4 separate regions of the Homo sapiens genome follow, and all the other regions are linked to region 2. A link is a loop called in an ENCODE intact Hi-C map of the cell type or tissue named here. Cell type or tissue: mammary epithelial cell. All regions are shown on one strand. Region 1 overlaps LINC02589 (long intergenic non-protein coding RNA 2589). Region 2 holds the start of TMEM31 (transmembrane protein 31). Region 3 holds the start of PLP1 (proteolipid protein 1). Region 4 has its middle 15 kb from the start of RAB9B.

What was found. A loop is a pair of places that touch in the nucleus more often than their neighbours do. Peaks named below come from ENCODE experiments on the same cell type or tissue, not always from the same donor. Only the 100,000 strongest peaks of a DNase experiment are listed, where the experiment ranks them.
Region 1: a loop joins it to region 2, with 11 times the contacts of the local background. A loop is called at or near these places in 12 of 110 quality-filtered maps.
Region 3: it touches region 2 in a loop (24-fold over the local background); 32 of 110 quality-filtered maps call a loop at or near these places.
Region 4: a loop joins it to region 2, with 17 times the contacts of the local background. A loop is called at or near these places in 34 of 110 quality-filtered maps.

What each region holds. Positions count from the first base shown.
Region 1 is chrX:103,529,051-103,537,050 of GRCh38, reverse strand. It overlaps LINC02589 (long intergenic non-protein coding RNA 2589), which reads left to right. Exons shown (of 6, transcript NR_131237.1): 5 at 5,867-5,941; 6 at 6,154-6,284. Among named protein-coding and RNA genes, the nearest start is that of RAB40A, 14 kb to the right of the region's middle. RefSeq lists an enhancer at 3,315-3,384. In mammary epithelial cell, CTCF peaks have their summits at 124 and 3,445 (motif pointing left); a DNase peak (open chromatin) is centred at 3,410; H3K4me3 peaks cover 220 bases.
Region 2 is chrX:103,706,942-103,714,941 of GRCh38, reverse strand. TMEM31 (transmembrane protein 31) reads right to left here and starts at 4,033. Exons shown (of 3, transcript NM_182541.2): 1 at 3,866-4,033; 2 at 2,582-2,706; 3 at 910-1,348. The coding sequence starts at 2,683. The coding sequence ends at 944. It also overlaps the pseudogene GLRA4. In mammary epithelial cell, a CTCF peak has its summit at 3,282 (motif pointing left); no DNase peak of the experiment used is centred here.
Region 3 is chrX:103,769,337-103,777,336 of GRCh38, reverse strand. PLP1 (proteolipid protein 1) reads right to left here and starts at 497. Exons shown (of 7, transcript NM_000533.5): 1 at 338-497. The coding sequence starts at 341. It also overlaps a transcript of RAB9B not described here. In mammary epithelial cell, a CTCF peak has its summit at 3,084; no DNase peak of the experiment used is centred here; H3K27me3 peaks cover 421 bases.
Region 4 is chrX:103,813,604-103,821,603 of GRCh38, reverse strand. It overlaps a transcript of RAB9B not described here. Among named protein-coding and RNA genes, the nearest start is that of RAB9B, 15 kb to the left of the region's middle. In mammary epithelial cell, a CTCF peak has its summit at 3,909 (motif pointing right); no DNase peak of the experiment used is centred here.

The DNA of each region.
Region 1 (8,000 bases), 180 kb after region 2:
TCAATAATTCAAAAAAACCTCTGGCTGATATAGTGAAGCTAACTTCCAACCTCAATCCCTCTCCCTTCCCTGCTGAGCCTCTGGTCTGACTCTCAATGCTGCAATCCTGTCTTTGGCTACCAGGAGGCATCACAGCTATCTCCATGTCTTTTGTTCTTTTATTAATGAAAAGGGAGTACATTTTGCTAAGAGTAACAAATGTTATGAAGTGATTTGTTTACTCTGACACCAGTTCTATTTGGAAAATTCACATATTAAAGCAGGTCCATTTGCTGTTGACCCCAAATCTACATCATATTCATTAATTTATCTCTTCCCTCCACGGTGTAGGTTGAGGTGTCCATAAAGTGGATAGGTTCCTCCCAGAGAGCAGGGTGTTGCATTCTTCATTACTGCACCCCTGTACAGGCTTCCCAGGCCTTCTCCCAACCCCTCTCAGTCATCTTCTCTCCTGGACACTATGAACAAGCTGCCCAGGTCCTATATCAGTGACCCATCCACTCTCAGCCACCTCCTGCCTGCCCTGCACTGACCAATGACGACTGGTGACTGCCAAGATGCACTAGAGCTACCTGGTGTTTCATGGCATGGATTTCCTGGAGCATATGTTTTTACAGTCTTGTTTTTTACCCCTATCATTTTTTTTTCCTTCTGAGTATGGGGAAGTGGATTTGGGTCTGCTCAGAGGCATGATGCTGAACAGCTTTTATGAGATTAGAAAACACCCAAGAATGTAGAGAACATTCTGTCTCTAAAACTTTGAACTCAAGGCATATCAGAGAGAGATTTGCTTTCCTTATATGGATGTCTGTGTTCTCATTAGGAGAGAAACAATGAAAAATAACTTTTTACAATGCCTGCCTTAGCCCTGAGGCTCAGCCAGCCCCCACTTCTGTGTCTCAGCATTTAAAGGGCCATTGAAGTCCCACTCCATGCTATATATTCTCCACAGGTTTTCTCATTAACCCCTCAGGACAGCTCTGTAAGGATGGTATGGTCAGTCCCATTTCACAGATGACTAACTCAGGCTCACAGAGTCTAAGTCATCTCCCCAGGTAAGTGGCAGGATTGGAATGAGGTTCCATCCTTCGCCCTCCCTAGAGGACCCTGGGCAGCTTCCCTTCTAGAAGATGGGCTTCCAGGGCTTGAAAAATGGCCAAATTCCACTCCCCTGCTATTGTGGCCCCACGGGTCCTCCACTCCACAACCCCTCTGGGTGATGAAGATGACAGAGGAGATGAAATCTTGTCCTTTGTACCAAGAGACCTGGGTGTAGGGCCACATGAGTTGGCTGATCCCTGAGGTGGCGAGTGGGCTCAGGCAGAAGCTCAGGTGTTGGCCTTGGGAGAGGAGAGCTGGAGGGAAGGAAAGTAACATGCACTGAACTACTGTAAGCCAATGCACTTTATATTTTATCTGCTTTAATCTTTTTTTTTTTCTTTTTTTGGTAGAGACAAGGTCTTGCTATGTTGCCCAGGCTTGTCTTGAATTCCTGGCCTCAAGAGATCCTCCCTCCATGGTATCCCAAAGCACTGGGATTACAGGCATGAACCACCTTAACTAGCCTCCTTTAATCTTAACTGCTATCCAAGGTACCCATTATTATGACCATTATTCAGATCAGGGTGCTGCCTTTAGGGGAGTTTTTGCAATCCAGGAGAAACTTTGTTATCTCCTGACCAGCAGCTAACTCTGGAATACTCTAAAGATTTATCATTTTCTCTTGATGCCTCCAGGTTTCTGAATGCTCTAATCTCCCTCCAGGCTGACAGTACGTGCTCCCCAGGTGTTTTGGAATGTTTTTTGTTTTTCAATTATGACATGTATAATTATTAAGTCCCATTATGGAAATTTAAAACATTTTCCAAGTGAAAGATAAAAACCCAGTAACCATTGTATTAAAACAGGGGAGAAAACATTTTCAAACTACGTCTCAGATGTTGGGTTGGTGTCTGTGATTTGTGAAACATACTCATTAACAAAACAATTGGCAATGATTTCAACAGAAAATTCAAATAAGTATATACATGGACAATAAACATATTAAATATGCAAAAACCACAAGAACTAATAAGATGCAAATATTTTAAAATCCTGATAAATTATAATAAGTGGAAATGACAAGATGAGAACTGTGATTGCACTTTTGGAGAAGACAATGTGTGTGTGTGGGGGGGGGTGGTGAACGCGTTTATGTGCATCTCACAGGGACACGTCTGGAGAGTATGTGCCATCCTAGGGACAGCAGACCTTTTGGGGTCAGGGGGCAGGAGTCAGGTCTGTGAGAGATGCAGGATAAAATTCCTATTTTTGAGTATAATTTTGCATATTTTTTGAAACTTTATATTAAGGAGAAGAGTATTTTGATAAAAACTTGAACACAAAAAATCCTTATGAAGAGACTGACAAAAGAATTGTATACATGTATTCACTAATTTGTGAAAACATTCAATGTATTCGATTTTATAGTGAAACAAAATAGATAAAAATCGAATTGACTGTGTTTCTACATGTGTGTGTGTTTGTATCTGTGTCTCCTCCAGCTAAATTACTCCAAATACACACTGACAGGTACAGTTTTACCTTCAATTTAGAGGTTGGTGGTCTAGAACTAATCTTGCTTTTAGATATACAGGAAAATGAAAGATACAGGGAGATTGCTACCATTAGGTGAATAATTCCAGAAAACTTTGGCTGATACTGAAGTTTTCAGCCAAGCTCCTAACCTCCATCTGTCCCTCCCAGTTGATGAACCCCCTAGTCTGAAACTCTCAGAGCTGCAATCCTGACTCTGGCCCGACGTGATATCTAACTCCATTATTATTTTCCTTTTTCTAATGAAAAAGAGTACATTTTTCAAAGAGTGGCAAATGTCTTGGAATTGTTTGTTTACTGTAAGTTTTCTTTGGAAAATTCACATGTATATTAAAGCAGGTCCATTTGCTGTTGACCCTAAATCCACATCTCATTCATTGATTTATTTCTTCCTTTGTTAGTGCAGTTTGAGGTGTCCATACTGTAGAGTGGTCCCTCCCAGGGTGTAGGTTGTTCACTCTCCATTACCCCACACCTGAACAGGCTTCCCAGACCTCCTCTCAGGCATGCCCTCTCCGGGACGCTATGGACACAGCCGTCCAGACCCCATTCCAGTGCCCCCATTCTCTTCCACTCACCTCCCGCTGCCCTGGTTTGCGCTACACCAGCCTGCTAAGGACTGCCAAGGCTCGCTCCTCGTACGTGGTGTTTCATTGTATAGACGCCATGGAGTACATGTTTTTGCAGTGTTCTTTTACACCTATCAATTTTTTTCTGGAAGAATTAGAATCATTCTGTCCATAGGTTCATAGACTGGGTTTTAGTGGAGGGTATTTTATTTTTTCGCTCATTGCGTAAACGTCTTTGTAGAGGTTTGATTATGAAGGTACGTTGGTGCCCCCTCGTGACAGAAGCCTGAACTGCAGCTTTTACGTCTGAGCAGGAAGGTGGGAAGGAGCAGTTTGGCCCAAGCCCACTCTATGGAGTTTTCTGGAAGTCTGGATGGAAAATGGAGCAATTCCAGGCTAAAAGAATATTTATGGCCTCCAAACAAAGTGCAGCCTCTCACTATGCTGAGGAGAAGGCTTTATGTGGGAGCAAGAAAAATATTATTTTTATTTGTATGCTTTGAGTCCTCTGCAAAAATAGCTGTAGATGGATATGAGCAAAAATGGATCCTGGCTACTTATGATCTTTGTAACCTGCCTTTGACTTTATTATGACAATTTTTCCATGAAAATACATGTCTACCATAACATTTTAAATTACTTTACAACATAATTTTAGTTTTTATTTTTGCCATCAACTGGATGTTTCATCTTATGGATGGTACCACATTTATTTCACTTTGAGATAAAAATGTAGTTCCTTTACCATGTTTTATTATAAACAGTAGCAAACATAACATCCTTGCTCACATATATGCAAATGTATTTGTAAGAATTTCTTTATGAGATTGTCAAAATGCTCTTTTATTATGAAATCTATAAAGTTTTATATTAACACAATACATGATAACATTATTACTCATATATATTCCTACTAATATGGTATGAAAGTGTCTGCTCACACACTGGAAATAATGTTGATTATTGATAACTGGTTAGGCAAGAAATCATCTCTCATCATTGTTTTCATTATAACTTATTTTTACTGCCTCCTAGAATTCCATCCTATGGATGTGACATAATCAATTTTCACAACCCTATGTTATTCAGAGTGTCCTGATATTTCCTTTAATCTACACTGGCATCTTTTCAAGGTCTGTGCTCTGCTGAAGGGCACAGTTCCTGTGGCTGTTTGCACTGAGCTGAATGTGTCCTCTTGGAACACAGCAAACTGTCTTAGAAAAATTCTAGTATTGTGATAATAGAACCCAATTAGCGCATGAATGTGGGGGAGTGTGTGTGAATGTGTGCAAGTGTGTGTGTGCTGACAACCACACTTGCCTCTGCTTCCTTCTGCCTCTTCATGGTTTTGCATCCTGTTTGGTCTCCCTTTCTAAATTCAGGTCTAGCAGTGAAGAGAGGGTATTGTTAGGATGGCAGTCCTTATAACCAGACCCTTATCAACATCCTTCACTACATCCTGAAGTTAAACTTTTAAAAAGGAAATTGTTGGTGCTTAGTGTATGCACCTATGTAACCTTTTGATAAGTATTGTCATGCTGACACCCAGAATGTTGTGCCATTTAGGCTCCCCAAAGTGGAACAATGTGAAAAAGTTTGGAGAGGGGTGAGGAAAGTAATAATGCTGGCATCCTGTCACAGAGGGAAGGCCCGGGACCCTGTTGTGGTCCCACTCTCAAGCCATCCCAACATTTGGAAGACATGAAAATGATCAGACCTGAATTAGACTTCAGGTAGCATGTGGGGTGGGGGAAAGGTCATTGGAGGAACACAGGACGTAGAGTCAGGGCTGGGATACAGCTACAGCTTTATGTACATTCGTGTTTATATAAGACATGTGCATCAAGGCCTTTTTATGAAAAATTTTGGTCATTCCTGTGGTACAATAGAAGCCTTGGCCAATATTTTTTAAACAAATTTCTTGCAATATTATTTATAGACAATGGAACCCATTCATTTTAAGGTTGGTGATTTTTATTAAATGTATAGAGTTGTACAACCATCACCATAATTGAGTTTCAGAAATTTCAATTGTCCCCAAAACTCCCATTGTGCTTCAATGCAGTTAAACCTGCACCTATCCTCAGCTCTTGGAACCACAGTTATGCTTTGTGTGTCTGTGGATTTGTTCATCCTGGACATTCATATAAATGGAATCATGCCGTATTTGGTCTTTTGCATCTTTCACTTAGCATGATGTTTTTAGGGTTCATGTGTATTGTAGCATGTAGCAGAATTCATTCATTTTTTAAAGGCTGAATAATATTCTATTCTAAGGATATACCACATTTTGTTTATCCATCTGTCTATTGATGGTCATTTAGATGATTTCTGCTTTTTGCCTGTTATGAGTGATGATGTTATATACGTTTATGTACGAGTTTTTATGTAGACATAGGTTTTCATTTTTCTTGGCTATGTACCTAGGATTGGGATTTCTGGGTCATATGGTAAATCTCTGTTTATTCATCTGAGGAACTGCCAGACGACTTTCATAACCCTGACAGTCTTGAGGAGTACAGGCTCAGTCTGTTGCTTCTCTTGTGATTTGACTGTGGTTACAGATTTTGAGAAGGAATACCACTAGTTCCGGTGCCCTTCTTGTCGCATCATATCTGGGAGTATACGATGCCTGCATGATGTCACTGGTGATGTTAACCTTCATCATTTGGTTAAGGATGGTGTTTGTCATGTTTCTCCAGTGTACAGTAACTATTTTTCCTGTATCGAGAGAGCATATGGAGAGAAGAAGGAAAACACATGTTTCTAATTTCACTGTGAGTCACTGTCATTTCTATGTGGTGGAATGAGCACCCTGCTGGGCCTGGGGGAAGGGAAGAAAGCGGTTCTACCATCTCCATCCAACTGAGTCATGGACCCCATGAGTGGAGTTTGGGGTACAGGGATGAAGTCATCACTCACCCCATTTCTTACTGTTTCATAGTTTTTCCTACCTCCTATTTTCCCCCCACCCTGTTGTATATGACAGAAATATGTTTCCTTTGCGCTCCTGAGGGGCTTGATGAAAACCTTATACTATGTCTGCTGGACAGGACACTGGAGCAAGAGATACTGGAGATCTCTCTGCATCCTGGCACCAAACCCAAACCAGTAACTCTGGGACATTCTTGACTGAGGGGTAAGTCACTTCTCCTGCTAGCCTCCCTTAGAAAGTGCATATTTCTGTTATGTGGGAGCTTCATTGCTGTGTGGTAGAGTAATGGTGAGGCACACAGAAGCAGGTAGAGATGGAGTGCCTGGTGGGTGAGCCAACACCCAGGGCACAGGCTCCAAGACTTGTGCTGCCTGATTCACCCTTCTCATGGTCTGGGTCTTCCCATCTTTCGGTCGTCTCTCAGAGTACCTTGGATTCCTGTTACATCCCATACTGTCACAAAGAGCAGGGGACAAATGGGGTGGGGAAAGGAGCAAAGACAGAGAGAGGTAGAGGTGATCCCTGGAGGGCCTGCTGTTTTCTGTTCTCTTCGCTGTTCTTTCTTGTTCCACATGTTTCTTTATTTCACCCCACAGTTAACCTCAGAAACCTGGTAATCCATATGATCCCACAGCTATGCCTCATGGCCCAAAGGGCAGGATTTCATCTCCACCGTCCTTTTCTTCAACGTGAAGGGCTGTTGAGTGAGTACCCTTAGGGCACAATACTGGGGAAGTGTAAAATTATCATCTTCCAAATGGGAAGCTGCTGGGGGTGGGGGGCAAGAGATGGAACCTCATTGCCATTCTGCCACTTATCTGTAGAGGATCTTAGTCTCTGTGAGCCAGAGCTTGATAATCTGTGAGATGGGACTCACCATATTTTCTTCACACTGCTCTCCTGATGGGTAAATGGAATAAACTATATATTTTTATACTACTATCTTAGTCCGTTTAGTATTGTTAAAAAGGAATATCTGAGGCTGCATAACTTATAAAGAAAAAAAACAAAACAAAACATAATAAAATTGTTATGTGGCTAACAATTTTGATGGTTGGAAAGTTCAAGATTAGGCATCTGCTTCTGATGAGGTTCTCAGGAAGCTACCACTCACGACGGAAGGCCAAGGGGAGCTGGCTTGTGCAGAGATCATATGGCAGGAGAGGGGAAAGAGATGGGAGGTGCTGGGCTCTTTTCAACAACAAGCTCTTGTGGGAACTAATAGAGCAAGCACTCACTCATCACAGCAAGGTTGGCACCAAGACTTTCATGAAGGATCTACCCCCATGACCCAAACACTTCCTGTTAGGCTCCACCTCCAACACTGGGGACCAAATTTCAACATGAGGTTTGGAGGAGACAAACATCCAAACCGTAGCAAACACTTATTGAAATTTTTTCTTCTAAAAATATTGTTTCTGAGATGTCTCTAATAAGGTGACTTTGGGGCTGTTTTGATATTTTGGCCATGCTGCCATGACCATTCTTGCACCCGTGCCAGAGACTCTCTGCAGTGCAGACCTGAGAGGGCAGCAGTTGATGGGGCTATGCTTGCTTCTCTCATATATGTTGCCGAGTATATCTGCAAATATACTCTGTACCGTTTTGTCCTCCTGCAGCAGTGTATAGGATTTTTATGACTCCACAATTTCAATGTAAACAGGACACAGCATAGATACAAACTCACTTTTCAGGTTTTCTCATCAAACTCTAGAATTATTCCAGGACATATTCTGAGGCATAAAGTAGGACTGTTATGTTTGTGTTTAGAAATGCACATGTGAAATATGCCATTTATGTGGATATCAATGGAGAAAAATGAAAAGTATTTTAACATTATAGTGATAGGATATAAAAGTAGCAAATATTAATAAAGTTGGGAAACCCATTATTGCACAAAT
Region 2 (8,000 bases):
AGCAGCATCCCTGGCCTGTACCCATTAGATGTCTGTAGCCACCTCCTCCCTCAAAATTGTGCCACCAAAAATGTCTCCAAATATTACCCAATGTACCTGGTGGGGGACGGAGTTGTCCCCAGTTAAGAATCATTGAAGCAGAGGATTTATTTATCCAGTGAAACTTGCTCCTTACCTGGGGTCTGCAGCACCCTCACTTCCCATCATAGCAGTGGCTGATGAAAGAAGTGGCCTGTCCGAAATTCTGTTCTTGCTGGGGTGCGCTATGTGGTAAGCTCAGCAGCTCAAAACTAAGTAGCAGGTAATTTGGTTGAGAAGATGAAAAGGTCTAAACCTGAGCTCTGTCCCCCACTCCTGGCCCCATCCAGCTGCAATGCCTGGAAGAGGCCAGAAAGTGGGAGACAAAAGTACTTAGAGGCTGCCAAGGAAAGCAGTGAGAGGAGAGTACAAAGGACTGGATAGGTGGATGCCAACCACATCTTGCAACTAGCGAAGCATCCTTAAAGGGGTGGGTGGTGTTCCCTCAGTATCCCTGCCCTGTTCTCTCCAGGGTGAGAGATGAGGCCCCAGCTTACTACTGAGCTAAATTCATCAGCAGAGCCTTTCCAAAAGAGCAACAAGGAAAACCACAGGACCAAGGGAAGAACAGGGGTGGAGGAGGGAAAGGAAGGAACTCCTAGTTTGTCAGTGAGACCACAGCCTAAGTAAATGGCAATGCCACTGAATTGAAAGCCCAGAACCCTCAGGTCCTAGTGCCACCTTCTCACTGGGTAATCTTGGCTAAGACCATCTGCTCTGGGCCTTAAGTGTCCTCATGTGTCTCACATCGGAATTGTGAACGCTGCCTGACCAATTACCACTGAGGCTGTGAGGACCCTAGGAGATAACAGAGGGAAGACAAATGCAGTGTTCATGCTCATTGCTGTTTATTGAAACAAAAGAATCAGAAGAAGATCAGAATGAAGACAATAATAAAAAGCAGAAGCAGAAGTACAAGAAGAATAAAGAAAGAAAGGGAAAGAATTGTAGGAAGGAAAAACTTGTAGAAGTAGAGGGTGGAGAGTGCGAAGAGGTGGAGTATGATGGGCAGTCCGATCTTTTCCATCTGGGCTTTCAGACAATGGGATATGTCATGGAAGGCTTCTTTAAACACCAGAAGAAATTCAGGATAAAGCTCAAAAAGAGCAGGCAATCGATAGGGGTTGAAAATCCACTCAGTAGGCCACGGAAGGACTTCAAGAAGGTTGATCGTTCTGTCGCTGGATGTTGTAGGTGTCCTACGTGAAGGCAATCGACATCTGGATGGCTGTGTGTCTGCTCTTTGTGTTCGCTGCCTTGCTGGAGTATGCTGCCATAAATTTTGTTTCTCGTCAGCATAAAGAATTCATACGACTTCGAAGAAGGCAGAGGCGCCAACGCTTGGTGAGTACAACTAGGGAGCGGCCCACTGCCTTTCTCCTTTGGACTCCTTCCTCCCTACTCCGCCTCCCCACAAACCAAGACCCACCCCAGGGCTGCAAGGACTAGATAGGCAATCAGAAACCCTGGATTCATAAGGGCGCAGTGGCTCACGCCTGTAATCCCAGCACTTTGGGAGGCCGAGGTGGGCGGATCACCTGTGGTCGGGAGTTCGAGACCTGCCTGATCAACATGGAGAAGCCCTGTCTCTACTAAAAATACAAAATTAGCCGGGCGTGGTAGCGCATGCCTGTAATCCCAGCTACTTGTGAGGCTGAGGCAGGAGAATCGCTTGAACCCAGGAGGCGGAGTTTGCGGTGAGCCGAGATTGAGCCATTGCACTCCAGCCTGGTCAACAAGAGCAAAACTCCTTCTCAAAAAAAAAAAAGAAAGAAAGAAAGAAAGAAACCTGGATTCTAGTACTAAGCTGGTCACTGTTAAGCTAAGTACTTTAATCTCTTTGATTACTTTAATCTCTTTGATTACTTTAATCTCTTTGATTTTAATCTCTTTGATTACTTTAATCTCTTTGATTCTGTAAGTCAGTATAGTAGATTGATTAAGGGCATGGGCACACTGCTTGACATAGAATAAGCACTGAAGATATGTTAGCTAGTAGTAGAACCTTACCAAGTTAGCTAATAAGAGATTGCTTTGCCAGGCACGGGGGCTCACGCCTGTAATCCCAGCACTTTGGGAGGCCAAGGCGGGTGGATCACAAGGTTAGGAGTTCGAGACCAGCCTGACCAACATGGTGAAACCCTGTCTCTACTAAAAATACAAAAATTAGCCGGTGTGGTGGTGGGCACCTGTAATCCCAGCTACTCAGGAGGCTGAGGCAGGAGAATCACTTGAAGCTGGCAGTGAGCTGAGATCACACCACTGCACTCCAGCCTGGGCAACAGAGTGAGACTCCATCTCAAAAAATAAGTAAATAAATAAATAAATAAAAAGAGATTGCTTTGAGTAGTAATTGCTCCCCCACAACCGGGAGGAAGGTAGCCCAGGTTGTCATACACTAATTGGTGGTTAAGAATTCAACAATCAGGCATTGGTGTCTTTCTAGGGGAGCATTATAAGAGGACCCCCATAACTAAGTTGGAATTGAGAAACCACCACTTGCCTGTTCTGACTGTTGGATTTCTTCTTCTTGATCTTCATTGGGTGCATTAGAGTTGTTGGGCTTGAGTTGTTGTTCTCCCTCACTCTTTTCTGTTAACCTCATTTCTTCTACAGTAAAGTGATCACCTGGGGAAATATAAAAGAAATCTTGTCGTCATGACAACAGAGGCAGTTTACCCCCAATTGCCCAGACAATAGGTGCTAGGTAAGTTGTCATGACAACAGAGGTGCCTGGGCCAGCCTCACAGAAGCAAGTGTCCAATTATGAGCAAAGCTGAAAGGCTTAACTGAGCTACATACTGGTTGCTTAACCATTAGAGACACAGAGTTCTGGTCTGTCTTCAGCTCTGACTCCATGTTTTCTGTCTAATCTGGAGGCTCTAAAGCCAGAGAGGCAAGAGCATAATGACCTCTGGGGGATGGGAAACAATGCTGTGAACCCACTCTTAAAATCCTGACTCTAGCTTGTCTGGGCCACACTAGCACAAGGAATGTTCTCTCCTCAACACACCACCTCCCACCTCAGCTGCTCCAGGGGCACCCCTACCGTATGTCCGCACTAAAAATATCTCACAAACTACCTCCTTGGTTTCATGTCCCTTGCTAAGGTTCCTTTCTGCTGAGGGCAGGGCTCCTGTCTCATCTAGTGGTTTGAATTTATCAGTCCCTACCCTTTAGTCCTTTAGTTGGTCCCTGGGCAGTACGCCCTCTAGTGGACTAATCCACAACTACATGTCCTCGAGTAGGACTCATTCTTCAAGAAACCTAAAAGCATTTCCTAACCCATACCAAGGGTTAGAAAAATATGTGTATACACCTAGCAGAAGGGCAAGAAAAAAGGACACTCCATTTTCTTTTTTCTTTTTTTTTTTTTTTTTGAGACGGAGTCTCGCTCTGTCGCCCAGGCTGTAGTGCAGTGGCGTGATCTGGGCTCACTGCAAGCTCCGCCTCCCGGGTTCACGCCATTCTCCTGCGTCAGCCTCCTGAGTAGCTGGGACTACAGGCGCCCGCCACCACGCCCGGCTAATTTTCTGTATTTTTAGTAGAGACAGGGTTTCACCGTGTTAGCCAGGATGGTCTCGATATCCTGACCTCGTGATCCGCCCGCCTCGGCCTCGCAAAGTGCTGAGATTACAGGCGTGAGCCCCCGCGCCCGGCCAGGACACTCCATTTTCTAAGCTAACTGTCCCCACCCCCTCTTTAGCTGTGTCGAACAAATCTGCCTGCAGGTACCAAGATCTTATCTTTATAGGAGTTTTGATCTTGGTGCCTTCTCAATGCCTACCTTGGAAAAAAAAAAGCAGACTGCCAACCAATCCAGAGTCCTTTCACCAGCTAAGTTGCCTGTATGGATGTCCCAGCAACAAAAAGGCTGCCATTGTTACTGTAGAGCTATTCCAGGTTGACTCTAGTCCCACCTCCTTTCCTGAACTCCTGCAACCCGCAACTGCCTGCAGCCTGTCCCCTCCTGCTCATATATATAGGCTGATCCTGAGCTCATAATGGAGTCTGTCATGACCAGTGCTCAATTATTACAAAGTTACAACAGCAGCCTGGGCCTTGCTTAGGACTCTGGGGCCTGCCTAAAAGTGGGCTGAGGCTTTTTTTAACGTGAATTATTATTATTATTAACGTGAATAAAACTGAAAATCAAACCCGTGCCATTCGTCATGTCCTTTTTTGAGTCTTCTAAAGTCACTGTTATCCCAGGACCTGTAGCAGGTATTTTGGAGGCACCAAGCAGGCTGAAAAAATTGTTGGAGAGTTCATCCATTTCTAGAACCTCTGTCCGGGCCCTACTGCTCCAGCTAGGGAAAAAGAATTCTTCAGTCTGAGAGGGCAGGGAGAAAATCCATGTGATCTCCAGGGAACCCTTAGCCAAGAGTCAGTTAGGAGTGTTCTAGGAACCAGCCAGCCATTCACATCTTTTCTTCTCAACTCTCTCCTCAACCAACAACTCCATAGCATGGTGGCCCCCTTTCATGTCACTGCCTAAAGTGGTTTACTTTTTACCCATGCAATCCTACACTGTCTTCCCGGCTAGTCCATAAGCTTCCCCAGGAAAGGGAAGCTCTTTTTCATCTCCTCAGCAGGCCTTAGCACCAGGCTCTGGACACAGCAGTCATGTAACCCAGCTCACCAACTTTTACAGGCTGATTGGAGAGGACTGTCTTTCAAACTGGACAGAGCAAAAGCTTTGCCATGATCAATAGAATAACTTGATAACTGGAAGAAATTTCAAAATACTGCCCAGTCCTCTCAAGGGCTTGGTCCCAGAACCCTGCCCACCTCTCTTCATCCTCCAGCACCCTCTTCATTCCCCATTCTCTAATCCCTTTTTTTCTAGCCCCTCTCACTTCAATACAAATCACTCTTTCCCATCTCCACACTTTACCTCCTACACTGTGCATTCCCTCCTTAGCGTGGTTTTGAGATATCTTCCCTCTCTAGCTTCTCAGTCCTTCTCCCCTATAGATAGCCAGGGGAAAAAAAGTTCTATTTTAATAGGCATGTAAGCCACAAAGTGGTATTTAAGGCTCCAATGTTCCTTTCCAGCACACACACACACACACACACACCCCACACACAAACACCCCTCAGAATTTGGCCTAAATAGAGAATACCCAAATGCAGGATGCCCCACCCCTGGATTTCAAGCCATTCATCTTTGCTCCTCCAGCTACAACAGGTGCAGTATGTTAAAGTCACAAAAAGCCAAGACCAGCTTACTCTGTTGGCCATATTTTCTCTCCTGTGTGAAATGGCTTTTTCCAGCCTGGGAAATGTGTCCAAATAACTCCCTTTAGATTTATTATGATTGGAGAAAAGGGAAAATAATTAGATCTATAGAAACAGAAATAGCAGTTGGATCCAACTTTCCCCCTCAGAGCTTTTTTGCCAACATCCTTTGCTTACATCCTCTAGCCAGGGTAGGGCTCAGGGGATCAGGGTGAGTACTGGGCAACAGGGTCATCTGAGGGACCCTGAACTGGAAATCAAAGGAGAAAACCATTTTACTTACTCCCCTCATTTTAAAATTATTGCAAAATATTTTGTTTGCCTCTGGTTCTTCACCTCGAAAATGGGTCCAGCACAACCTCCTTTGTCAGAATAGTGTAAAAATGAATTACAGAGTACATGTGAGGTGAACCAAGGCCTGTCTTTATGATGACAGGTCAGTTTCTAGTCATGTCATTATCAAGGGTTACTAGGACCTACAACACCAACATCTCATACACAAAGCCACTTTTCTTTTTTTTTTTCTTTTTCTTTTTTTTTTTTTGAGATGGAGTCTCGCTCTGTCACCCAGGCTAGAGTGCAATAGCGCAATCTCTGCTCACTGCAACCTCCGCCTCGTGGGTTCAAGCGATTCTCCTGCCTCAGCCTACTGAGTAGCTGGGATTACAGGTGCCCGCCACCACGCCTGACTAATTTTTGTATTTTTAGTAGAGAAGAGGTTTCACCATATTGGTCAGGCTGGTCTCGAACTCCTGACTTCGTGATCCGCCAGCTTCGGCCTCTCAAAGTGTTGGGATTACAGGTGTGAGCCACCGTGCCTGGCAAAGCCACTTTTCAGTGTGTTGCCATAGCTGCAGAGGTCCCACGATAAAGACCCTGTGGTGTCCCTCTAACTGAGAGAGACAGAGTGTTTAAAATCTACTTTATCCACATTTTGTATATATCTATGTCATACCTATACAATATACACATATTTTTTTCTTATAACTTATAATAAATACCTCAGGTAGCCACAGGATGACCAGCTCTTCCTGATTTGCCTTGCACTTCCCCAGTTTCAGCCCTGAAAGACCCAAGTCTTAGGAACACCTTCCGTTCTGGACAAACCGAGATGACAGTTTGCATCGTCCTCCAAGAGGCCATTGCACTTCAGGTGATTTCTTAGATACCTGAAACTTTGACTCTAAAACCATGAATACTTTAAGAAATTACCACCATCTTTGAAGGAAGCATTTCTCAACCCTGTCCTTTAGAAGTAAATAAAATTAGGCTTGTTAGGGTTGCATATAAAATAAGACTAAATAGGCTGTGAATGGGGGCCTGAGGGCCTCATATAAGTAAAGCTCTCTCTATTGACACTCAGAGGTTTTGGTTCTCTCTCTCTCTCTCTCTCTCTCTCTCTCGCTCTCTCTTGCTCTCTTTCTCTCTCAACTTTATCTTTCTGTCCCTACTTCCTGGCTCCTAGCTGCGTTTAGCTACTAAAGGTTGTCAGCTAACTATTGGAAAATGGACTTTTGGCAGTCTGCCGCATTACTTAGTGCTTATATAAAATTTACCCCTCACTGGGCATGTGTTTATCCTAATTTGGATAACTCATTGGGTTATTTAAAACTTTTGGAATTTTCAGTTTTAAGTTGAGATAAATTTTAAAAGATACGATTCAAAAGGGGAATGAATTCTGAAGCTTTTGAAAGTCATTAAAGTCAAGTTTACTAAGACTGAATATCTCAACTTCACTATCTAATAGTTTTGTTGTTTTGTTTATTACCAGTCAGAGATAACTTGACATTGAGATGTCCTCTCACAGTGGCCGGCACTTCACTGGATTTTAGATAACTCTAAATGATGTTTTGCATTTTACATGGGTAGCTTAGAGCCTATCTGCCATGGAATCATGACATACACTATATATAGCACGTAGAGCTGCTTAGCATACATCTATCTCATGAGTAGTGTTGTGACCATAAAAAGCATGCAATGGGCCTGTGTACCCAAGGCACCTTGTCTGCATAACATTCCCTATGAGATATTGATGGGTGGTCTGTTCTCTATCCCTCTGCCTTTGAGCTTTGACCTCAAATTCTGCCGTTTCTTCCTTGTAATTCCAGGAGGAAGATATCATCCAAGAAAGTCGTTTCTATTTCCGTGGCTATGGCTTGGGCCACTGCCTGCAGGCAAGAGATGGAGGTCCAATGGAAGGTTCTGGCATTTATAGTCCCCAACCTCCAGCCCCTCTTCTAAGGGAAGGAGAAACCACGCGGAAACTCTACGTGGACTGAGCCAAGAGAATTGACACCATCTCCCGGGCTGTCTTCCCTTTCACTTTCCTCATCTTCAATATCTTCTACTGGGTTGTCTATAAAGTGCTATGGTCAGAAGATATCCACCAGGCTCTGTGAATAGGGTGGGAGCTATAGAGTCCTGCTGCTGGCCTCCTGCTTCCTCCTGGGTGGGCTTTCTCCCTCAGTTAGACTCCATTAGGGGTTTGGACAGTTCCTTCCTGATCTCCCACTCAGAACTTCAACTACCAGTCCCAAAGCTATGTGGGCCTATATTGCATGGTGCCAATGGTGGCTGTACTTATAAAGATGGCTTATCTACCCTAGTCCATATTTTCTCCATACTTTCCCATTTCTCATGAGACTAAGGTTTGGCCACATTCCTGGGGCCAGGATGACCTT
Region 3 (8,000 bases), 62 kb before region 2:
CCCAACCGTTGCCAGGGCCTTGGAACCAAGGGAAAAGAGAAGATAGAGGGAAGTGAGGGGGTAGGAGGACACATGACCACATCCATCCAGCTGGGCACTCTCTCCAGAGATCTGTGGGACTCTCCACGTGCTGCTGGAATTCTTTGGTAATAAAGCATCATGCTTAGTACAGCGGAGAAGGAGTTAATCTAACTGAATGTTAAGGAATTTAAAAAGAAAACAAGTGCCAAAACACGACTCATTTAAACCATGGAACCCCCGAACCCCAAAGTTGGAAATTCTCTTGTGAATTCCTGTGTCCTCTTGAATCTTCAATGCTAAAGTTTTTGAAACTTACCCATGTCTTTGGGACTCTGACTCCAATTGTAGCCGGCTGGCTAGTCTGCTTTGTGGCTGACTTTGTTCAGCTGGAAGGATCCTGGTCTCTCCAGCCTCCTTCTTCGGTCTTTTACTTTTTCTCTCTGAGTATCTTTGTCCTCTTCTCCTGCAATGAAAAGGGCTTTCTGATTGACAGCCAACCCCCTTAAAGGGACAGGCCTGCTTTCCTCCTCCTCTCCTCCTCCCTTCTCCTCCCCTTTTCCCCACCTACTCAGGGATACTCCCTTCTCTAAGGGCTCCATCTTCTCTTTCTGCCTTTCACTGCCAATTGTTTCATTTTCTTTGTTTTTCCTTTTTTCCCTAAGGCTTGCCTGGAATTTCGCTTTGCTGCAGAGACATCTGGAAATGTGGATTGAGGGTGGAAATAAAATGAAGATGTCCTGGAAACTTCCAACTGATCCTTGGGTCTAATTGGTGTGGGATATGCAGCACAAGCGTGAGAAGCCATGAAGTGAGAGCCCCAACAGGGGCTCAGAGTCAAAAACCTAGATATTAGCTCCCAAAGTCCTTCCGAATCTGCTCCAGCTCCCCACATCACTCCTAGCTGCCCTTGGCCCTCTCCACCTTTCCCCTCCCGATTCCTTGGAAAATAAGCGTTCCTCCCCCACCCCCACCCCCAGCTCTACGAACACAATAGAGAAGAAAAAATTGTCTTTTAAGATAATTTCCTCCAAATCCTTCTCAGTTTCAACTGCATGAAGACAAAATGCAGGCTGTCAATTCGATGAACAGATTGTGATTAGGCTGGGGGAGGCTAGAATTGTAATAATTTTATAGCTACAATAATAAAGACCCAGAAGTGGGCAAGACCTATGCAAGTTCACAGACTAGGTTAAAGAAAAGGCCAGCGTTGAAGATGTGGGTGATTTCCAAGAAGGATAATCGACTTCGAGACAAGTCAAGAACACGATCTGGGAATCAGGTAGTCAGTATTCTATCCTGAGAGTGTAATATCTTCATCAGAGAGCTTAAGCCAGGCAGACAAGAGGCAGGGAGTGGGTTAGAGTGAAGCAGCAGGTGGCAGTGAGGGTGGAGAGAAGAAACGAAATATAGTCCTTGCCACAGAGAAAGAAGCGGTAAGACAAAAATGGCTAAGCAGCAAAAACAGGGAAATACTATATAAAACCTGCCTTAGCAATAAGCTATTTCTAAAGACTGTGAAGGTATTTAAATGCCCACTGCTAGATGGGATCAGCCTGGGAAGGTTTTCTAGAACAGGTGAATCTTAAACAGTGTCTGTCTGGGCTCCTTGTCAGTCCTGTCTCCCTTCACAGCTCCCTTGACCTAGAGGCCGGTGTCCTCCCATGGATGGCCTTTAAAACAACTGGCTGGCATATAATAAGAGGGGCACCTGTTGGAAGACTCCGGAGAAGGAAGGTATGGTCTCCTGGAACTTTTCCTGTGATTTTGCCTTGGGAGAGGAGAGAAGAGGAGGGAGATACTGAGCAGAGACTAGTACCTTCCTGGGGTGGGAGAAAGGCAAGATTGTGTCTTACAGTTTTCTCTTTGGGCTGTGACTTTGGACATGTTACTGGCTTGGGCTCTGCTGTTAGGAAATGGACGAGTCTTTGGCAGATGCCCCTGTGGGCCCACTGGGGCCAAATCCTGCACCGTTTGAGGCTTGCTTAGAGTACTAGAACTCTAGATCCTTTGCTCTTGTATCAGCCCCAAGAAAAAAGGATCTCTGGAAATGCTGCCCCTTGCAAAACGGTATAATAGTAGCTTTCCAGAGCAGACGAGACTAAGGCCATGTGACTGATGGAAAAGGGTCCTAGAGCCCCTCGCCCTCCCCAGCCCTGCTCGCCAGCCACAGACTATGCCTGCTTTGGAAGCTCAACTGTAGGATTGAGCCAGCAATAAACTTCTGGATGGTCACTGTCGGAATGGCCCTGGAGAAGGGGGAGGACCAAGAGCAAGAAATCGCCAAATGTGTCTCCTCAGCTCATCAGATGGCAGGAGTGAGCCCAAACTTTGGGAGTTCAGATTTAGAGGATGAGGCAAATGATCCTTCACAGCTCGAATAGATGAGACAGCTCTCCACACAGGGGACATCACTCAGACTGAGCCCTCTCACAAAGCTTCCCCTGAGTTCTCAGCAGCAGCTCTGGGGACAGCAACTCTACTGGAAAGAAAATATGTGTTCCCAATAAACCCACAGATACCAATTTATCAACCACATTCCCTTAACACACATTTCTCTTCTCCTTTCTTCCATCTCCATTGCCTTAATATTCATTCTATCCTCTCCCCAAGTCTCAATCTCTTTGTCTCTGTTACCTGTCTCTGTCTCTGTTTCTCTCTATGTGTCTGTCTCTGTTTCCTTTTTCTCTCTCCACATTCCCTGTCTTCGCCTTGTTCTTATGCTTGTTCTTATGCCCAGGGCCAGAAAAGGGACCCAGCCAGGTGACCGTGTCTCACTCATCCCAGTGCCTTAAGGTTCCCAACTCCCTAGAATCTAGTGTGTTCTCATTGCTCTGTACATCCCGACACTCTGCCTCAGTACCTCGTCAGCAGACCTTTCCTGAGGGCTCCCTACAGACCTCATAGGGTATCTTCCCAGGTCCTCCAGAGCCCATTTTTATCTACATACCCCCACCTATTTCTGTGATTCTGCTTCCATTGGTTCTGCTGGGTGCCCTTGGCAAAATATTCTTGAGTCCAGCTAGGCTCCTGCACTGCCAAGGGATTCCTCAAGAGGCACTGCCAGCCTTCTTGGTGCAGCCTGCTGCCTGTACTGGGTGCCTGTGGGAACAATGCAGGATTGTATAAAACTCGTAAACAGTTTGCTTCATGCAATTCTGATGGTACCTCAGAGAATCTGGGCCCCCTTGATCATGGCTTGGTTTGACTGTGCAGCTTTCTTGCAAATAACTCGAAAACACTTGAATATTACCTCCACTCTCTGCTCTATGATCCCATAGTATCAGATTATTGAAGGCCACAGATCAAGTGGGTTCTCCTTGCTTCATTGTGTAGACTGAACTCTAAAACTCAGAGAAGTCCAGTGAATTTCTCCCAGGAAAAACTAGATAAGGGATCAAGTGCCCAATCTAGTGGCCAACTTCTCCCTGAGCACAGAGAAGAACATAAAGGGGAAGAGAGAAGCGCGTACCAGTGAAAGCCTGGGTCATCTGCTATTATTTGGGCTTCTAGAGCTGAGGCTTTGCTTCTCATTCCCAGGATAATGTCTTCCCAGACCAAATTTTGGAAGGCAGCTTTCCTAGCCCTGGCATAGAAGACTGGCTGGCTGGCAGGCAGGCAGTATATTATGTCCTATGTACTGTGGCTAGAACTTTCCACACCCAACTTCATGCCGATTGGCTAGACTATGCCTTTCTGGCCAAGAGAACCGAGGGCTGAGGGCCAGAGATGTCACATACTTTGAGCTGGCAGACAGGGGTAGAGAGTGGAGGGTGATCTTCTGCCTTTCCTGAAGGTTCAAGGAACAATGGGAGGATGGATAGGGGCAGGCCATGGGGTGTATTTGTGAGGGGGAGATGCCCGTGGCTTGGGATGGAGTAAAGAGTAGCCTGGAAGCCAAAATAATCACATGAAAAATCTCAGCTAAAGAATGCCTGAGGAGCACCACATAGCTACTAGCAATGTGAAGAAACAAGCTGTCCACAGAACCCACCTCCACCAACATAAAAACTTGGCCAGCTTTTGCAGGGTTGCCCCTGCAGGGAGGATGCTTGTTTGATGTGATTTCTGAGCAAAGTAGAAATAAAACTAGTATTATTTCTGGGGAACCAATGTTATTTGTTCAATTTGACTGATGGGATACTGAGACAATTTTCCCAATGGCACCTAGCAAGCAAAGACCAGAGCCATCTCTAGAGAATGCCTGTCTCCAGACTCTTATTGCTTGGAAGTTGCTTGGGAGGTTGTTCTGCTGTGAAAAAATGTGTGAATAGAGAGCCTTTGCCCTGAGCAACAACAGCCGGGGGCTGGGGGAGGATGGACAGGCTTCGGGCTGCTGTAGCCCAAGTTTTCAACCTTCTACACTTCTCAGGTTAAGTAGGAGGCCGCTATTTGAAACCCAGGGCAGAGGCAAACTTCCGGCAGTTTGTAGGATCAGTGGGGTTCCAAATTAGTCAGTAACTAGTCAACATGGTGAAACCCTGTCTCTACTAAAACTATAAAAATTAGCCAGGCATGGTGGTGCATGCCTGTAATTCCAGCTGCTCGGGAGGTTGAGGCACAAGAAGTGCTTGAACCTGGAAGGCAGAGGTTACAGTGAGGCGAGATGGTGCCACTGCGCTCCGACAGATCTCAAAAAAAAAAAAAAAAAAAGATTACACAAGATACTGAACATAAAATTCTTACCATAGTGCCTATGCTCAAGTATAATAACAATAATAATAATAATCACCAGATGGGGTGACAGAGTATCTCTGCAAATGTTTGATAAGCATTTAAAAAATAGAGGCTGAACTTTAGTGATCTCTAGAACCAACACCTTTCAGATCCAGGATTCCTATACTTCCCCTGAACCTGCCTATCTTTAAAATGGAGCCAAGGATATGTGCTTTGAAGAAATGTTGAGACTCTTTGAGACACACCTAGCAGTTTCTTTGTGTATTTGTTGTCTTCTAACATCTCCACCAGCACCTCTGGGTATGTCTATCACTAGGGTGACCAATCACCAATCATCCCGGTTTGCCAGGAACGAAGAGATCCCAAGATGTGGGACTTTCAGTGCTAAAAATGGGTACGGCCTGGGAAAACCAAAACAAGTTGGTCAGCCTACACCAGCACTGGAACACTGCCTTAAGCATTGTGCTTGAAGCAGTTGCCTCAAGGGCTGCCAACAACAAAAGCAGGTGTTAGGTTCCCCTTGCTGAAATCACTAAATGGGAAGTCCCCAAAGCCCCCCATTCCTCTGCTCTTTGAAATATCACGCCCAGGCAAGTAGGGTTGTCAGATAAAATACATGATGCTCAACTCAATTAAATTTGACTTTCAGATAAACAATGAATAATCATTTAAGTATATCCGAAATACTGGATGGGTCATACTTATACTGAGAAATTGCTCATTGTTTGTCTGAAAGTCTAATTTAACTGAATGCCTTGTATTTTTATTAGTGAATCCGGCAGCCCTACAGGCAAGGGCAGTCTGCTGTGGCAAGACAAGCTGGCTTTTGGGGTGTGAGCCACGAGAATGGCTAGGGAAATCTCACACAGGAAATCATGTTCCCTATGGACACACCTTCTTCTCTGCATCTCAGCCCTCAATCTCTTCATCTTGTGAGCCTGCCCTGGGCACCCCAGTCATGCTTTGTTCTGGGGAGGATCATCTGGGGCAAGGCAAGATGAGATGGGTCCTGAAGCAGGATACATAATCCATAATGGTTAGGAGTTTAGGCTTTGTAGGTAGCCAAATTGGGTTCATATCCCCCCTCAGCCTGGGACATAGCACAGTAAATGGCAATTCCCTGTTAATACTTAGAGGCCACCAGGCACAGTGGCTCACACCTGTAATCCCAACACTTTGGGAAGCCTAAGGGAGGAGGATCACTTGAGGCCAGGAGTTCAAGACCAACCTGGGCAACATAGTGAGACCCCCGTCTCTACAAAAAATTTAAAGATTAGCTGGGCGTCATGGTGCATGCCTGTAGTCCCAGCTACTCAGAAGCTGATGTGGGAGGATCACTTGAGCCCGAGAGGTCAAGGTTGCAGTGAGCCCTCATTGTGCCACTGCACTCCAGCCTGGGCAAAAAAGTGAGACCCTCTCTCAAAAAAAAAAAAAATTACTTAGTTGCAGACCTTTGTCTTTTCTTTTCTCTTCTTATCCTGTATCTAGCACTTTGCCAGACATCGAGGGGAAAACAGAGAAATGAGATGGTTTCCGGATGCAACCCTTGTTCTGAGAGAGCTTACAGCCTCCTCTGGAAGGAATATTACAGGCGTTAACAAAATGAAAATTCAGACAAAACTAACATTGAGCACCTATGCTGTGCTTGCCCTGCCCTAAGTGCACAAGTAAGCCAAATGTCAGCAGAGTGTCATCCTGTCCATTCCAGTTCAAATATAATTGGTTCAAGTTCCATGTTACCCCTTACCAGGGAAGTCCAGTGTCTTCCTCAAGATTTCTGAGAATTCTGAAAGGGCTCAGAATCTGAAAAGGCTCATCCTGCAACATAATGAGCAGAACAGACTTATTCTAGTCCTACTACAAATTACAACCTCTTTTTTTTTTTTCCCCAAGACAGGGTCTCACTCTGTCACCTAGGCTGGAGTGCAGTGGCGTGATCTCAGCTCACTGCAACCTCTGCCTACGGATCCCATGTGATCCTCCCACCCCAGCCTCCCAAGTGGCTGAGACTACAGGCACAAGCCACCACGCTTGGCTAATTTTTTGTATTTTTGTAGAGATGAGTTTTCGTCATGTTGCCCAGGCTGGTCTCAAACTCCTGAGCTCAAGCAATCTGCCCGCCTCGGCCTTCCAAAATGCTGGGATTACAGGCGTGAGTCACCATGCAGGCCCAGATTACATTCTCTAAACAACCTCCTGATCAGCAAAATCTTGGCAATGGTGAAAACCTGTATATCATTGATTAATTATCTGCAGCTTGACTTTGTCGGCCCTTGGCTATAAGGGAGGCACTAAGAAAGAAACAAGCAGCCCCCTGTCAGCTAGGACCTGGCCTGGCCCTATCAGTTGGGACTTACTGTTCTACTGCTAAACAATTTCACAGAATATCAACATCAGACAAGGCCACTCCGTGACCATGATGGATCAAGACATAACAACACCACTGTGTAATCAGATCTGAACACAGATAAAACATAAACAGTGTTTAAACCATAAACGTGATCAAACTTCCCTCTATTCTGGGGAATATGAATGGCTGCTTCTTCTTTAATTACATCTTTATCTTTGCTCTAATCATCCGTCCTTATAGATAGCACTTATTGAAATACCCAATTATAGAACTACCCTGCTTCCTGACAGCATCCAATCAAGAGTAAAGCCCCACTTCCTTAGACCCTCCCCAAAATCACTTAAATCCAAATCCTATAAGTCATTCCTAACACTGTCTTACTGAGGTTCCCCGATTCCTCATAGTGTGCACTCTCCCTTACTGCAATTTATTATCTCACTTTTATCCCACAAGAAAGAAATGATGGTCACCCCCATTTTACAGATAATAAAAGTGAGGCTCAGAATTTAACATTCCCAAGACTGATCAGCTAGTCAGCTGAGAAACCATACAAGAACTAGGACTTGCTTTTTGCAGTGTGCCACACTGCCCTTAAAAGAGTGCTTAAAGGGGGATTCTATTACATTCCTGGCTATTTCTCTAAAGAAAATTTCATTTTCCAACAGTCTGCATCTTACTATTAGTTGACATATTGGCATATCATCCCTTCCATGATTATCCCTGGCCACTTTGCTCTCATTTACCTGGCACACTATAGTTGCTCATTTAACTCTGTGTGTGTGTGTGTGTGTGTGTGTGTGTGTGTGTGTGTGTGTGTGTCTGGAGCTGTGCCTGGTTACTAGAATCACCCCGACCATATCTGCACAGAACAAAAACAGGCAGAATCTTTTTCTTCAGGTCCCTTCCAGGCTGGCCCTAACAGAGCTGAGAACTTGGCAGGCTATGGTGAGGCTGC
Region 4 (8,000 bases), 110 kb before region 2:
TTCTGTTCTCTTGCCTCTCACATATTGGATTTTAAAGATACATTAGCACCCAATGGCTTGAATATACATAATGGCGGTTTTAAAATTATGGACACAAATCTTTCCACAGCATATATAGTTTCATTACATTGATTCCATCTGCCACAGATTTCACTCTCTTCTCTCTGTCTACTTTTGCCTGTTGCAACTTTGGGCAGTTGAAATTGGGGGTGGGGAATTTGTTGGGAAACAGATTTTTTTTTTTTTTTTTTGCCACATGTACCATTTCCATCTCTGAGGATTATAATTTAACACATTATCAGACCATGCTTCAAATGCAGCACCCCAAATCATTTTGACTAGTCTATAATGATGCAACTTTTAGAATATAGAAAGTCATAGATTTATAAGCCACTTAATAAGGATTTGCTCATTTGTAACTGATTATTTTTTTTTTTGAGACAGGGTCTCGCTCTTTTGCCCAGGCTAGAGTGTAGTGGCCTGATCTTGGCTCACTGCAACCTCCACCTCCTGAACTTAAGCAGTCCTTCCACCTCAGCCTCCTGAGTAGCTGGGATTACAGGCATGCACCAGCATGCCCAGCTAACTTTGTGTGTGTGTGTGTGTGTGTGTGTGTGTGTATGTGTGTGTGTGTGTGTGTGTGTGTGTGTGTTTGAGACAGGGTCTTGCTCTGTTGCCCAGGCTGGAGTGCAGTGGCCTGATCTTGGCTAACTGCAACCTCGGCCTCCCGGACTCAAGCGATTCTCATGCCTCAGCCTCCCTAATAGCTGGGATTACAGGCGCCCGCCACCACACCTGGCTAATTTTTGTATTTGTTGTAGAGACAGGGCTTCACCATGTTGGCCAGGCTGGTCTTGAACTCCTGGCCTCAAGTGATCCACCCACCTGGCCTCCCAAAGTTCTGGGATTACAGGTGTGAGCCAATGCACCGGGGCCCATAACTGATATTTTAAAAACAGAATGCCAACTTCCTGTCTTTAATGTTTTTCTGCCTCATTCATAACCCAGTGGGAAATCTCCTCATGATGTCTTAAGAAACAGTACGGTCTCATTTTTTGGAAATGGTTTGGCGATAGTCCTTCCAGAAACAGGAAGGTGTGGAATACATAATTTGTCTTCCATCTTGTAACTGTAGTTTTAAAACACACTGGAAAATCGAGGTATCAATTTGAGTAATTTCAAGCTGGGAGGTGGGATGGACATCTCTACTTTCATTTGAATTACCCAAAGTAGATCTTGCAGCAATTTTTTTTCCTCAGTGATCTAGATAATCATTTCACTTTTTTTCTCTCTTTGCTGTGGAAATGTAAAATTTACTACAGTGCAGTGTTTTTCTTACACTTGATTTTAGGGCAGATAAACTGTAATATACTGTCTTAGCCCATTTGGGCTGCCCTAACAAAATACCATAAGCTTGGTAGGCTATAAACTACAGAATTTCATTTCTCAGCTCTGGAGGCTAGGAAGTCCAAAATCAAGGCATCCGCACATTCAGGGTCTGGTGAGGTCTTGATTTCTGGTTCACAGATGGCACCTTCCAGCTCTGTGGAAGGGGGAAGGGGTTTCTCCTGGGCCTCTTTTATAAGGACACTAATCCCATTTATGAGGGCTTCACCCTTGTGACCTAATCACCTTCCAAAGGCCCCATCTCCTTATAATGCCATAACCTTGGGGGGTTAGGATTTCAACCTATGAATTTTGGAGGGGGACAAAAAGATTCAGAGCATAGCATACACCTTTTGATAAAACGTTAATGTGCATGATTTGGGATATTCACTAATGTTTTCTTTTTCCAAACTGGTCATTTTAATTTCCTCAAGTTTCCATCACCAAAAGAGCTCTCATTCTTTACTACTTTCTCTTTAAGAGAAGGAAGGGATAATGACAAAAGCTAGGCATGTTTATGGAATAAAGGAAAAATTATTAAATGCCTTCTTACTGATATGCTTGCCAAAACTGGTGAGCAAGGATCTCTTATTCTGCTAGTGATGGTAGTGGTAATAATGTGTGAAAGGGTTTTTTTTTAAGGGGGCAAGAAGTTACTTAATATTTTCCCAGTGAAAATAAGCATCTTCACAGCTCAAGATGTGGCGTCGTCACCTGTAGTCATATAGAAACTGCTGCAGTGATCTTTGTGTCTTCATAAATCTCTTTGCCTTCTCCAAGGAAACACAGAGAATGATGATTCAGTTATATATAAATGTCTTTTTAAACAGTGGGTTTTGTGTGTGCAAGCATGTGTATTTTTAAGTAATCTGTCAGTTCCTTTCGTGCTGTATGAACTATGGGTAAATGTATAATGGTCTCACTATAACACTCCTGAATTTTAATCAGACCTGCCAAGCTGTGCCACATCTAGTTAACTGATTGATAAAAAGAATTGGGAAATGCTGCCTTAATGAAAGAAATAGCTCTTAATTCAACATTAGCTATATTGATTAGAGTAAAAATACAAATCACACTTTCCTGTGGTGCATTCATGAGGAAGCAAGAAACAGGCTCATATCATCTCTTTTCTCTTACGTTGTTCCTGGCTGCCTTAGAAACGACATATCCAAGGGTGTGTCCTGTAATATATTGCTCAACATAGAGTCTGTTAATAGATGAACAAGTGCCAGTAGCCTCTGAGTTCTCTCTTTTTCCATTTGTTCCCTGCTAGAAAACTTAGAGTGACCGATAAATGCTTTAAAATGTTCTTTTTTTCTGATTACAAAAGCCATACACATCCACCGTAGAAAAATGAAGTAATGAAAGAAATAGAAAAGCAAGATTTAAAAAATTAAAGTCATCTGTAATGTAATCCTATTAACCTGAGATAAGCAGATTTTAACATTTTAGTGTAGATTTTAATATATTTATGTATTTTTAAAATTGATTTGATACTGCACACACTGTAATCTTTTTTACTTAATATATATCTATAGTACTTAACTTTTCTCTAAGACATATATTCTTCTAAGATTATATTTGCTGTTTGCATAATATTGTATTGAAGGGTTTACCACAATTACCCATATTGCTAAACTTTTAATAAAACACTTATTGCTAGACATTTAGGTTGTTTTACAGCTGCCTTCTTTTCATAAAATAAAGCATCAGTGAAGTTCCTTAATATCAATCTTAACTCTCACCTCTGTTTATTTCCTACTAGTAAAATTTCTAGGTCAAAGATTATGAATTTTTTATTAATTTTAATATATACTGGCAAATTGGCCTCTAGAAACTTATCCCAAATGACATCAACACCAGTAGAATAAGAGGAAGACTATCTTTCCAACACCCAAACGTATGGACTATTATCTTCCTTTTTAACCCCATATGTGCAGTCTGATGGGTGAAAAAATGATCTCATGCTGTCATTTACATTTATTTAATTTTTTGAGAGTAATTGTTTATACATTCATTGGCCATTTTTATTTTTCCTTGAGTGAATGGACCCTTATGGGGGTTGGGGAACATTCATTTTTGTTTCTTATTGATTCCAAGGAAATCTTTTTTTATATTGTGGGTATTAACCTTTGATCTTATCCACATTGCTAGTTTTCTGCAATCCCCTCCCATAGATCTTGCCTTTTAATTTTGTTTATGGTATTTTAAAAATATACTGCCATATTATAGAAAAGGTTATGTTCTGATAAATTAGAAAACTGGTGGGTTGGGGAAAGAGAGGTGCTTATTTGATTTGTCCTTTGTTTCTGATTATACTCGAGACTACTTTTGTTTAGAAAGGTTATGAATCTAAGCTTTGGTCACCATGATAAAAGAATTGCTAGAAATAAAAAATATTCATTCATCCAGATGCTTTAATTGCATGATGTCAAATGACTGGTTTGAATTGAGTCTACTGCTGTAATAATCAGATTATTCTGAAGCCTTGTGTTAAATATAAATGCAGAGATAGAAACAGTTCCACTTTCAACCACAAGGGGGCAATAAAGACCGGTTAGTGTTCCGCCATAGACTAAACTTATATATATGTGTGCATATATATAGTATATATAGAGAGAGTATATATATATATTATATGTATACTTTAATTTCTGGGTTACATGTGCAGAACGTGCACATTTGTAACATAGGTATACACGTGCCATGGTGGTTTGCTGCACCCTTCATCCCATCACCTACATTAGGTAGTTCTCCTAATGTTATCCCTCCCCTAGCCCCCAACCCTTGACAGGCCACAGTGTGTGATGTTCCCCTCCCTGTGTCCACGTGTTCTTATTGTTCGACTCCCACTTATGAGTAAGAACATGCGGCGTTTGGTTTTCTGATCTTGTGATAGTTTGCTGAGAATGATAGTTTCCAGCTTCATCCATGTCCCACAAGAGGACACAAACTCATCCTTTTTCATGGCTGCATAGTATTCCATGGTGTATATGTGCCACATCTTCTTAATCCAGTCTATCATTGATGGACATTTGGGTTGGTTCCAAGTCTTTTCTACTGTGAATAGTGCCACAATAATCATACGTGTACATGTGTCTTTATAACAGAATGATTTATAATCCTTTGGGTACATGTCCTGTAATAGAATTGCTGGGTCAAAAGGTATTTCTAGTTCTAGATCCTTGAGGAATTGCCACACCATCTTCCACAATGGTTGAACTAATTTATACTCCCACCAACAGTGTAAAAGCGTTTCTATTTTTCCACAACCTTTCCAGCATCTGTTGTTTCCTAACTTTGTAATGATTGCCATTCTAACTGGCTTGAGAAGGTATCTCATTGTGGTTTTGATTTGCATTTCTCTAATGACCAGTGATGATGAGCATTTTTATATGTATGTTGGCTGAATAAATGTCTTCTTTTGAGAAGTGTCTGTTCATATCCTTCACCCACTTTTTGATGGGGTTGTTTGATTTTTTCTTGTAAATTTGTTTAAATTCTGTATAGATTCTGGATATTAGCCCTTTGTCAGATGGATAGATTGCAAAAATTTTCTCCCATTCTGTAGGTTGCCTGTTCACTCTGATAATAGTTTATTTTTCTGTGCAGAAGCTCTTTAGTTTAATTAGATCCCATTTGTCAATTTTGGCTTTTGTTGCCATTGCTTTTGGTGTTTTAGACTTGAAGTCTTTGCCCATGCCTATGTCCTGAATGGTATTGCTCAGGTTTTTTTCTAGGATGTTTATGGTCCTAGGTCTTACGTTTAAGACTTTAATCCATCTTGAATTAATTTTTGTATAAGGTGTAAGGAAGGGGTCTAGTTTCAGCTTTCCACATATGGCTAGCCAGTTTTCCCAGCACCATTTATTAAATAGGGAATCCTTTCCCCATTTCTTATTTTTGTCAGGTTTGCCAAAGATCAGATGGTGGTAGATGTGTGGTGTTATTTCTGAGACCTCTGTTCTGTTCCATTGGTCTATATATCTGTTTTGGTACCGGTACCATGCTGTTTTGGTTACTGTAGTCTTGTAGTAAAGTTTGAAGTCAGGTAGCTTGATGCCTGCAGCTTTGTTCGTCTTGCCCAGGATTGTCTTGGCTATGCGAGCTCTTTTTTGGTTCCATATGAAGTATAAAGTAGTTTTTTCCAACTCTGTGAAGAAAGTCATTGATAGCTTGATGGGGATAGCATCGAATCTATAAATTACTTTGGGCGGTAAGACCATTTTCATGATATTGATTCTTCATATCCATGTGCGTGGAATGTTTTTCCATTTGTTTGTGTCCTCTCTTATTTCCTTGAGCAGTGGTTTGTAGTTCTTGAAGGGGTCCTTCACATCCTGTGTAAGTTGTATTCCTAGGCACTTTATTCTCTTTGTAGCAATGGTGAATGGGAGTTCACTCATAGTTTGGCTCTCTGTTTGTCTGTTATTGGTGTATAGGAATGCTTGTGATTTTTGCACATTGATTTTGTATCCTTAGACTTTGCTGAAGTTGCTCATCAGCTTGAGAAGATTTTGGGCTGAGACAATGGTGTTTTCTAAATATACAATCATGGCATCTGCAAACAGAGACAATTTGACTTCCTCTCTTCCTATTTGAATACCCTGTATTGCTTTTTCTTGCCTGATTGCCCTGGCCAGAACTTCTAATACTATGTTGAATAGGAGTGGTGAGAGAGGGCATCCTTGTCTTGTGCCAGTTTTCCAAGGGAATGCTTCCTGTTTTTGCCCATTCAGTATGATATTGGCTGTGGGTTTGTCATAAATAGCTCTTATTATTTTGGGATACGTTCCATCGATATTGAGAGTTTTTAGCATGAAATGCTGTTGAATTTTGTCAAAGGACTTTTCTGCATCTATGGATATAATCATGTGGTTTTTATCATTGGTTCTGTTTATGTGATGGATTACCTTTATTGATATGTGTATGTTGAACCAGCCTTGCATCCCAGGGATGAAGCCAACTTGATTGCAGAGGATAAGGTTTTTGATGTGCTGCTGGACTCGGTTTGCCAGTATTTTGTTGAGGATTTTCACATCGATGTTCATCAGGGATACTGGCCTAAAATTCTCTTTTTTTGTTGTGTCTGTCTCTGCCAGGCTTTGGTATCAGGATGATGCTGGTCTCATAAAATGAGTTAGGGAGGATTCCCTCTTTTTCTATTGTTTGTAATAGTTTCAGAAGGAATGGTGCCATCTCCCCTTTGTACCTCTGGTAGAATTCGGCTGTGAATCCATCTAGTCCTGGACTTTTTTTTGGTTGGTAGGCTATTAATTATTGTCTCAATTTCAGAACCTGTTATTGGTCTATTCAGAGATTCAACTTCTTTGTGGTTTGTCTTGGGAGGGTGTATGTGTCCAGGAATTTATCCATTTCTTCTAGATTTTCTAGTTAATTTGCATAGAGGTGTTATAGTATTCTCTGATGGTAGTTTGTATTTCTGTGGGATCAGGGGTGATATCCCATTTATCATTTTTTATTGCGTGTATTTGATTCTTCTCTCTTTTCTTCTTTATTAATCTTGCTAGCAGTCTACCTATTTTGTTGGTCTTTTCAAAAAAACACCTCCTGGATTCATTGATTTTTTTAAGGGTTTTTTGTGTCTCTATCTCCTTCAGTTCTGATCTGATCTTAGTTACTTCTTGTCTTCTGCTAGCTTTTGAATTTGTTTGCTCTTCCTTTTCTAGTTCTTTAAATTGTGATGTTAGGGTGTCGATTTTAGATCTCTCCTGCTTTCTCTTGTGGACATTTAGTGCTATAAATTTCCCTCTAAACCCTGCTTTAAATGTGTCCAGGAGATTCTGGTATGTTGTGCCTTTGTTCTCATTGGTTTCAAAGAACATCTTTATCTCTGCTTTCATTTCGTTATTTACCCAGTAGTCATTCAGGAGCAGGTTGTTCAGTTTCCATGTAGTTGTGCGGTTTTGAGTGAGATTCTTAATCCTGAGTTCTAATTTGATTGCACTGTGGTCTGAGAGACAGTTTGTTGTAATTTCTGTTCTTTTACATTTGCTAAGGAGTCTTTTACTTCCAATTATGTGGTCAATTTTAGAATAAGTGTGATGTGGTGCTGAGAAGAATGTATATTCTGTTGATTTGGGGTGGAGAGTTCTGTAGATGTCTATTAGGTCTGCTTGGTCCAGAGCTGAGTTCAAGTCCTGAATATCCTTGTTAATTTTCTGTCTCATTGATCTGTCTAATATTGACAATGAGGTGTTAAAGTCTCCCATTATTATTGTGTGGGAGTCTAAATATCTTTGTAGGTCACTTAGAACTTGCTTTATGAATCAGGGTGCTCCTGTATTGGGTGCATATATATTTAGGATAGTTAGCTCTTCTTGTTGAATTGATCCCTTTACCATTATGTAATGGCCTTATTTGTCTCTTTTGATCTTTGTTGGTTTAAAGTCTGTTTTCTCAGAGACCAGGATTGCCACTCCTGCTTTTTTTTTTTTTTTTTTTTTTTTTTGCTTTCCATTTGCATGGTAGATCTTCCTCCATCCCTTTATTTTGAGCTTACGTTTGCCTTTGCACATGAGATGGGTCTCCTGAATACAGCACACTGATGGATCTTGACTCTTTATCCAATTTGCCAGTCGTCGTCTTTTAAT